Regions from separate parts of the Homo sapiens genome. Here region 1 is linked to region 2. Evidence: chromatin loops called from intact Hi-C (ENCODE). Cell type or tissue: ascending aorta. All regions are shown on one strand. Region 1 overlaps PDGFC (platelet derived growth factor C). Region 2 overlaps GUCY1A1 (guanylate cyclase 1 soluble subunit alpha 1).

What was found. Peaks named below come from ENCODE experiments on the same cell type or tissue, not always from the same donor. Only the 100,000 strongest peaks of a DNase experiment are listed, where the experiment ranks them.
Region 1: a loop joins it to region 2, with 3 times the contacts of the local background. A loop is called at or near these places in 1 of 110 quality-filtered maps.

Annotation. Positions count from the first base shown.
Region 1 is chr4:156,951,770-156,956,769 of GRCh38, reverse strand. The region is part of intron 1 of PDGFC (platelet derived growth factor C); the gene reads left to right. Among named protein-coding and RNA genes, the nearest start is that of PDGFC, 18 kb to the left of the region's middle. In ascending aorta, no CTCF peak of the experiment used is centred here; a DNase peak (open chromatin) is centred at 1,949; H3K4me3 peaks cover 1,677 bases; H3K27ac peaks cover 3,680 bases.
Region 2 is chr4:155,676,710-155,681,709 of GRCh38, reverse strand. All of the region lies in intron 2 of GUCY1A1 (guanylate cyclase 1 soluble subunit alpha 1), which reads right to left. Among named protein-coding and RNA genes, the nearest start is that of GUCY1A1, 12 kb to the right of the region's middle. In ascending aorta, no CTCF peak of the experiment used is centred here; a DNase peak (open chromatin) is centred at 2,159; H3K4me3 peaks cover 786 bases; H3K27ac peaks cover 948 bases.

The DNA of each region.
Region 1 (5,000 bases), 1.3 Mb before region 2:
AAAATATATAATATAGTATGTTAAGTAAGCATGGAATTATTGTCAAGCTAATAAGTACATATTAACATTGCTATTTTTAGGTAAAATAATTATCTTTACATTTTTAAATTTCCTCATTCTCACTGTCATCCCAAACCAGGTGCTGGTTACCTATGACCTAAACTGTGGCAAAGTGTTCTTATTCTTCCTTCTATGACTCAGGCTTTTCCAATGCCGTGTCACCCACAATCGATCATTTGCAGGAGGTTAATGTCAGATAATCTTCTTATAATAGAGTTCTGGTTGTGTCTACTCTAGTCAAGCTTGGATTGGTGCTTCATAAACTGTAATATACATACAAATCACCTTATTAAAATTCAGATTCTATTTTAGTAGGTCTTGAGTGGGACCTAAAAGTTTGCATTTTAACCACCTCACAGGTGATGCTAATGCCATCGGACTGAGGACCAAACTTTGAGTAAGGAAAGTCTACATTGTTGTTCTCCATGGCTACTGTGCTGTCACCCCAGTCTTCTAATACAAAAATTACACAAAACTGACCTCTGCTCACCCCAGAGATCTGTACTTTCCTAACTCCATGTATTGCTCTGCCAACTCTTTCAAACAATAAATTAATTTAATCCAATACACAAAAGTGCGTGTTGTGGTGATTACTGTGTCACATCCTGAAAACAGGTAAACAAAATGTCCTTTGTGTGCTTGATGTTCATAATCAGTGTTGTTTGTATTACACTAGACATATGCTTAGAATGCCCAAGGACTCAGGGATGTTCTACTTTTGGGTCAGGAAGGGCTTCTCATGGGGTTATCACTGAGTAGGGTCTTGAAGGACAAATAATTCACCGGAAAAGGAAGAGAGAGTTCTAAGCAGATGGTGCGGACTTGTGAGAGAGTACAAAGCCTATTCAAAAATGAACTACTTTTGGTGAGAAGTAAGATTGAAAAATTATTCATTAATTTTGAGGGCTGTGTCAGACATACTAAGAGCATGTTTAGATGCAAACTCATGAGATGCTTGGGCACCACTGAAGGACCTTGGCTGATGGGTAATGATTATAGCCTTCTGCGCCAATTCCTAATAATAAGGGTGTGTCTTTTTGTTTATGCTTGTATTCTTACACCTATAACAGATCATTAAATATTCATAAATTAATCAGGTTTGATTTTTGTTTTTTAAATGCATTTTACATTTTTCGTATTATTATTTTATCAGCAAATAGGGTTTTTCCCAGCTTTGAGTATAGCTGACAATTAAAAACTGAATGTTTACCAAATAAAATGGAATGTTTTGATATATGTATACATTGCAAAAGGATTACCACAATCCAGCTAATTAATTTATCCATCACCTCACGTAGTTATCTTTTTTTTTCGTGGTGAAAACATTTAAGACCTACTCTCTAAACAAGTTTCAAATATATAATTGTTTTCTTTCCAAAATAAAGGTACTTCAGGATGATTGTAAAGGACAGAGAAGCTAGAGGCTGGGACAGCATTTTGAAGGCATTTGCAGCCGTTCAGATGCCAGACAGTGGAAAAATAGCCAAGTGAGTTAGTGCCTGGGGTGTGGAATGGAAGGGAACCATCATCTCTCCTTCATGCTGCGTGTTCAAAGCCAACGTGGATTTAAGGCCCTGTCTGACTGGTCCCCTCTCCGCCCCATAAAGCCTTCCCTCTTGCCTTCAGTCTAATATGTCTCTCTTCTCTAAACTCTCAGAATAGTGCAGAATTGACCACTTTCTACCTTGGATTCTAATTATATATGTGTTTTAATCTCCCATAATTTTCAAGTGTCAGAGAATAAAATGTTGAATAATCTCTAGCCTAATGCCCCACTGGATGGCAGATCTTTTAAGTGAAGTGAAAACAGCCCACTTAGACCCAACACAGCTTGTTCTGCTGCAGTCTTGGCATCTGGTGTCATAAATCATCATTGATGGGTTCTAAACGAGTCATATGCCTTATTTCACAGCTGGGGGATGCGCCTAACGTCTGGCTTCATTTTAAGGAACTACAAGGGGCTAACTGGAGAGCCTCAATCTTTTTGCTTAGACTGAGTAAAATGAATGCACAAAGAACATGATTGGCAAAATTATAATGATGACTGCTTAGAATGTTATTTCCTCAATAAGAAAAAAAAATGTATCATTTCCAGGAAACTTATTTTTAAACAGGGAACTTTAGGATAAAGTTTTATTGCAATCAATTTATTATAGAGAAGAGCATGACCATCGCAAGTTCATTTTCAGTAACTTTGACGTATTTTTTGTTTTGAATTATTTCCCCTTTTGCTCTTTCTAGTTAACATAAGATATAACTCATGTGCTTTCTTATTTTTAGTTTGTTTTTCTCTTTTGCTTTGAGGTTTTGAGATTGACAACTGTGATTTATCCCAGAGAAGGCAAAAATCTTGAAAAAGTCAGTCTTTTAAAAAGTCACTCAAAGAATATAGTTTTTTTTCCCTTGGAAATAAAGTTGATTTTCTCAGCTCTGATCCTATGAGATTATGGGCAGAACTAAATAGTCCTTAGTTCTGGCATGTGGACAAAACAGAAGCAGACCCTGGAGAGAGAGTTCAAAATTCATGACAGTAAGCACATGTTCGGTATGCCAATATTTATGGTGTCACAACCAAATTGAAACCATAACCCTCTGCTATTTACGTAAGTATGGTGCCCAGACTGCACAAGGTTATGCCTATGTTTCCCAGTAAATTTAAGGCAATAGAAATGTTCAGTACCCCTAGAGACCAGACTATTTATTTTCATGTTCATTTTGTTTCTCTATATGAGGCAGAGTGAATTGTCTTAATTTATATTCATATTTGAAGTCAGCCAGAATGAGAAGGAATGGCATTTAGTGAGGATAGAGAATGGTTTTGTGCTTTCATATGTAATGTATCCAGGCCATTGTGTCCTGGTATTCTTAGTTTCTGAGCTGGGGTGAGTTGGGGGTATTGATTATTGATAGTGAACATAGACTGCTTCTTAGATGGGTAAAGCTCAATGTTCGTATCTTACGTCTTATGCTCTTAGAGAACCTGGGTTTCACCACTTTGGTCAAAAACAGACACACATACTGTTGGTAAGAAGTCATGTTTTATGTCTTTTTATAGAAACTTTGAAAGTATTATCATTCTAAAGTATTTATCGTCCGGTAAAATTTTAAGAACAATGAAGTTTCAGAACCACTATTGAGAGTACATCTTTTTTTCTCTACTTTTTCAAGACAAAGATATCTAGTAACTTAAATTATAGTAACATCGTCATGCACTTGTACAGCAATATAAATGAGAAAGATAATAGAAAAACCAAATAGCATATCACATTTGCTGAATGTGAATACGTTCTTAATGAACCTTTTTAGAATCTCAGACTCCTTCTGATCCCTTTACCATTAGTTGACTTTAGTCTAGAAAACAACTTGGACAGTAACCAGATTGCTAGGTGTCTTTAGTAAGTTGGCTGTTTGATTTGGCTCTTTGAGAGGTGGTCCTATATCTCTGTCAAGGGAAAGTTTTTCAAAACAATTGGTGACTGGAAAATGAGGAATGTTTTGTGCAAGAAGGGAGGCTTTCTCGTTTACAGGATAAAAGACATTTTGGAAGAGTAACTCCCAAGTAAGCAAATGAAGCTTGACTATGTAAATCCTTTTACTTAAGGGATAGAATCCAAGATATTTAAGAAGTCATTTTATTTCTTGAGTTCAGTTATTTAAACATTGTGCTTAGGCTTTTTGTTGGTACTCCAAACATTTTATTAAGATTTCCCTTGGTGTTTTCATAAAAAGACAAAATTCATTATGTTTTATTTGTAAATAATTGTCTTAAACCTAGATGAAAGAGAAAACAAACTTTTCTGTATCATATTCTTTCAGACTAGTTATTCAGTGTTTTTTATGCCCCAAATTTGAAAATGATCACAAATTTTTCACTGATCTGTTTATGTCTAATTTTGGTGCTGGAAAAATAAAAACAGATTACTTAGGGTGTTTAAATCCTGTACAGATTAGTAAACAATACCAAGGAAATTTACTTGGTGTTACTAGAAGGTTGAGGAAGGTTACTGGCTTTTGCAGTCCATTAGTAGATCAATTTGTTAAATGTTTAGTGCTAGGAATCTCATTTATCAGGAAATATCTTAGGCATTGGGGAGAATTGGCCTGTGGTATTTACATTTTAGTCTAGTTGCCAAAATTGATTTTCACGTTTTGTGTGTGACTTAGCTCTTTGTACTGCAGTAGATACCAGGTTAAAGCATAGTTCATATCTTAAAACATTAATAGATTTTGTTTCAGTGCTGCCAATAATTTCAGTGAGTAACAAAAAAACTCCACACTTTCATTAAAATGTTCTTAATGATTTCTGTTTGATTTTCTACGTAGTGATAAATGTTGCCATTTACCCCAGCGGTTTAATAACAACAAATAAGTATTACATTTTGAAGAAACTTGGCAGTATCATTGAATGCCAGTGTGTAATAGCTAATCTATAATTTAGGTTAATTCCATCATTAGTTTGTGACTTGAAATTCTTTGTTTCTGACTGTTTCATGACTTCTTTAAGCACAAAGAGGATATTGGTAGAATCAGGTATGTAGCAAAAGGTCTAGAAATACAGTTTTGATTATTTGAAACACTAGTATTTTAAAATCCAGCAGATGCATTCCTTTGCCTAAATATATTGTGTCTTATGCTATAAAGAGGACACATTTTGTTTTGTTTTAGTGTACATATTAAAACAGTTTATATCCCAAATAAGCTAATATGACTAATGGTTGTCACTGCCCTAATTTTGGGGAAGAAAGTTTGAATCAGAAAAGTGTTCTTGGAAGAAGAATACTCTTTTTTCCTATCTATTTAGGCATTCACTGGAACTTTCTTTACTTCTAAAATTTATGCTTGAAATGGCTCAGAGTTTGTGTATGTGGAGCATATTGGAGGCTGATTGTATCTGTGAGTTTAGGAAAGACTTAACTTGATCCCTTGTGCAATGAAGTCTT
Region 2 (5,000 bases):
TGTTTAAGGACTGGAGAAAGTATTATGACTATGACAGAGAAGCAGCAATTAGAAAAGTACAATGAGAATGAATATGAAAGAGGACACGTGTTCGAAAAGAAGTGTATGTCACAAGTCTGAAGAGGGTAAGGAGGACTGAGAAAATATCATTTGATTTTTAAATTAGAAAGATGTTTATGGCTTTTAAGGCAAAATTTTGAATAAGAATAGTAGACTGAAAGTGGAAGAAAATAAGGAGTTATAGTGATAAAGTACTACACTGTAACTGAGTACAGATTACATTAAGATCTGTGGATTGGGAAACAGCAAGTTTGAAAGAAGGATTGTGAGGATATGAAATCCTTTTCTTTTGTTACCTATATTTGTAGCTTTCTGTAAATAGAAATACTTACTATACAGAGCACAAAAGTTAGCTCAAAGTACAGGGTCTTTGACTTCTGGTTAAATTGCAGAAAGTCACAAGAGACTCCCACTCCAACACTAATAATGAGAACAAGTGAGACAAGCTCTGCAATCATAATTTTTTTAACCCATCAGAAAGCATCTATGAAAACTATAATTATTGAGTCATACTTGATGATGAAAGACTGAACACTTTTCCACTATTATTCAGGACCAAGCAAAGATGCCTGCTCTCACCACTTCTAATCAATATTGTACAGAAGTTAGGTCCTAGCCATTGCAATCAGTTAAACAAAAGGCCAAAAGGTTGCAGGTTTATGTGCACGTGTGTGTGTGTGTGCATGTGTGTGTGTGTGTGCATGTGTGTGTGTGTGTGTGTGTGTGTATCCAATCGACCCTTGAACAACACAGATTCAAACTCCATGGGTCCACTCATATGCAAATTTTCTTCTGCCTCTGCCATCCCAGATGTAGCAAAACCAACCCCTTATCTTCTTCTTCCTCCTCCTGCTCAAAATGAAGACAACGAGGGTGAAGATTTTTTATAATGACCCACTTGCACTTAATAAATGGTAAATATATTTTCTCTTCCTTTATGATTTTCTTTGTAACATTTTCTTTTCTCTAGCTTACTTTATTTTAAGAATACAGTATATAATACATGTCAATCAACTGTTTATGTTATCGGTAAAGCTTCCAGTCACCAGTAAGCTATTAGTAGTTAAGTTTTTGAGGAGTCAAAACTTTTATGTGGATTGTTGACTGTGCAGGAGTGTCAGTGCCCCAACCCCTGTGTTGTTCAAGGATCATACACATGCATGTGCACACACACACACACACACACACATATACTTAAAATTGTTCATGTAGGAATTCCCAGTGGATATACAAAATAACTAGAACTAAGAAGTAAATTAAGCAATGTTTCAGGATACAAGACTGATATACAAAATTCCATTATAACTTCTGTACTAGCCACAAATACTGGAAAATAATTATTTTAAAAACTCATTTATGATACTGTTAATAAATACTTAGCAATAAATCTAACCAAAGGCTTACAAGACTTTTACACTGAAAACTACGAACATTCACGAGATAAATTAAGGAAGGTCTAAATATATGGAGAGATATATACCATGTATAATATTGTTAAGGTACAAATTTTCTCTAAACTGGTTTATAGATTCAATGCAATTCCAATCAACATCTCAGCCATCATTTTAGTAAAAATTGACAAAATGAGGCTAAGATTTCATTGATGACATAGGATAGCCAAATTAATATTAAAGAAGAAAAAATAGCACTGAAGGACTTATATACCTGCTTCAAAACTTAAAAAGTTAAAGTAATCAAGAAAGTGAGGTATCAGTTTGAAAGGGGTGACAAAGAGATCAATGAGATAGAGATCCACAATTGTGTTTACAACAAAGGTGTCAAGGCAATAAAATCAGGAAAGAAAATATGTTTGTTTGTTTTTTAATAAAAATGCCATTGGAACAACTGGAAATCCATATAGAAATAGAAATAAACTTTTATCCACACATCATACCATATACAAAAATTAAATCTTAATGGACCATGCCATGGTTTGGATATTCGAACCTTCCAAACTTTATGTTGAAATCTAATCTTCAGTGTTGAATGTGGAGTGAAATGGGAGATGTTTGAGTCATTGGGCAGATCCCTCATGAATGACTTGGCACCGTTCTCACGATAGCCAGTGAGTTCTTGCTCTACTAGTTCCTTCAAGAGCTGGCTGTTACACAAAAGCCTGGTGTCTCCTCTCTCTCTCCCTCGCTTCCTCTCTCTCTCAGTAATCTCTGCACACGCTGGCTCCCCTTCACCTTCTGCCATGAGTGGAAGCAGCCTCATGCTCTCACTAGAAGCAAATGCTGGTGCCATGCTTCCTGCACAGCCTGCAGAACATTGAGCCAAATAAACCTCTTTTGTAAATAAATTATCCAACTTCGGGTATTCTTTTATAGCAAAATAAACAGACTACGACAAATCGTAAACCTAAGTACGAAAGTTACAACTATAAAACTTACAGAAGAAAACATAAAAGAAATTCTTTGTGACCAGGTTTGAAGCAAAGATGCTTAAATTTGAAAAAAAAAACATGAAATATTTAAAAAGAGCATGATAAAGTGGACTTCATCAAAATAAAAAAAATACTTTGGCTCTTCAAAAGACATTATTACATAAACAAAAACACAAGTCATATACTAGAAGAAAATATATGTAACACACAACAGCAAGGGAGTTTAATTCAGAATATACAGTTTTCCAACTCAGTAAGAAAATAAACAATTCCATTTTAAAATGGGCAAAACATCTGAATAGACAATCATTAAAGAAGGTATATAAACAGTCATAAACATTTCTTCATATGCTCAATATTATTAGTTATTAAACAAAAACCCATTAGAATGGCTAAAATTCTAGAGTTCAGCAATGTCAAGAGTTATTGGCAATGTGGAATAACTGGAAATCTCACAGATTACTGGTGGGAATGGAAAACAGTTTGGCAGTTTCTTAAAATGCTAGACATTCAACAAATGCTATTGTTTATAAGCAAAACTTGGGTAATTCACAAATCATCAGGAAAACTTGCAATGTGGGCAGAAAGGTTACCATAGTAATTACCATAGTAAGTAAAAGTGTGAACCCTCCCTGGCTACAAATACCGGTTCCATTATTAATTAAATGTATGACATTAGGCAAGTGACTTATCTACTCTGTGCATCATCCATTTTTTCATCTGTAGAACAGTGATGAGAATAGAACATTCCTCAAGGGATTTGATTAAAGTAATGCAGTTGTATTAATGCTTGGAATGTAAAATGTACCTAAGAAATGTTCACTATTATAAACTGGACTTGATATAAAATTATTGTAAAAACCTTTATGTTTACCTTGTTCAAGACACATTTGAGTTAAAGCAGCATTTCTCGAAATGTGGTTTGCAAACTCTTGGGGATGTCCTGAGACCTTTTCAGAGGATATGCATGGTCAGAACTATTTTCATAACAATATTCTAATATTATGCACCTTTTTCATTCTCATTCTCTCACAGATTGCAGCAGAGTTCTCCAGAGACTACATGACATGTGATGATGTAATCATTCTAATGGAATTTATATTTGTGTAGAATTTTCTAAATTAGTAGGTTTAAAGTATAAGTGTACATTTTTGGAGATTAACGCAGTTTGTTCTCAGAACTCTATTATTTTTCCTAACTATCAGTATACTTGTTATAATGTTTGTAATTTCATTATTGTCTAATAATTTATTATTTTGAAATCTTGAAGTTTTTCTTGGTCTTAAATGTAAACATAAGAAGTAATTCCACTTTGCTAATTTTTTATATAAACTTATTATTTTAGATTTTAATATTTATTCTAAGACCAAGTCTATTGATTTTTTCATATATATACATATATATATATTTTTGAAATGGAATCTCGCTCTGTCAGTCAGGCTGGAGTACAGTGGCACGAACTTGGCTCACTGCAACCTCCGCCTCCCAGGTTCAAACAGTTCTCCTGCCTCAGTTTCCAAAGTAGCTGGGATTACAGGCACCCACCACCATGCCCGGCTAATTTTTGTATTTTTCATAGAGATGGGGTTTCACCATGTTTGACCAGGCTGGTCTCGAACTCCTGACCTCAGGTGATCTGCCCACCTTGGCCTCCCAAAGTGCTGGGATTACAAGTGTGAGCCACGGTGCCCGGCCTGATTTTCTTCTTATATTTAAGGATGGATTCTTGGCTTAAAAAGAGGAAACTAGAACACTTTTTCAATCCACGGCTGCACTATCTAGGACTGCCATTGTGAGCTTATAGCTATCCAATACTTAAAACTTCCTGATGAGATCAGTGGTGATAGTCATGAAGGCTAACTTTTGACACTGTATAATGAAGTGTGTCACCATTTGGAAAATGTATAAATTTCAATGGACCAATATTTTCCAAATGACTGTGATCCTACATATAAGCTGATGAACAAAATCATGTATGAGTAAAGGATCCATTCCCAAGCATTCTTCAGGATCTTTCTCTTATAATCACATTACCTAATCTTCCCTTAGAATCTTTCATCAACTAATCTGATTATTTATTCACTCACTCATTCATTCACATATGCCAAAAATATTTATTAGGTACCTATTACTACATTCTAAAGGACGAAATTTCAGGGATTAAAAACAAAAACAAAGAAATAAAAACAATCCAATCCTAGTTCCTTAAGGAACGTTTTGAGTAAAGGTTGGGGCGGACAGACTTAGACCACACAAACTCAGTTCAGTGTGATGTCATGACAGGTTGTGATGGGGACATGAAGAATCTGCATGTGCCCCTGTACAGTACATTGGTAAACATGTCCCTGAAAACGTGACACTTAAGGTGAGCTTTGTAGAATAAATAGGAAATAGCGAGGCAGAGACAGCAAAGTAAGGCATTGCAGGAGCAGAAAAATAAATGCAAAAGACAAAGACTGGAAAACAAAAAAAGGTTGGGAATTAATTGCAGCTAAGACAACATGACCATAACACACTACTCAAGGAAGAGAATGATCAAGAATAAAGCTGCAGT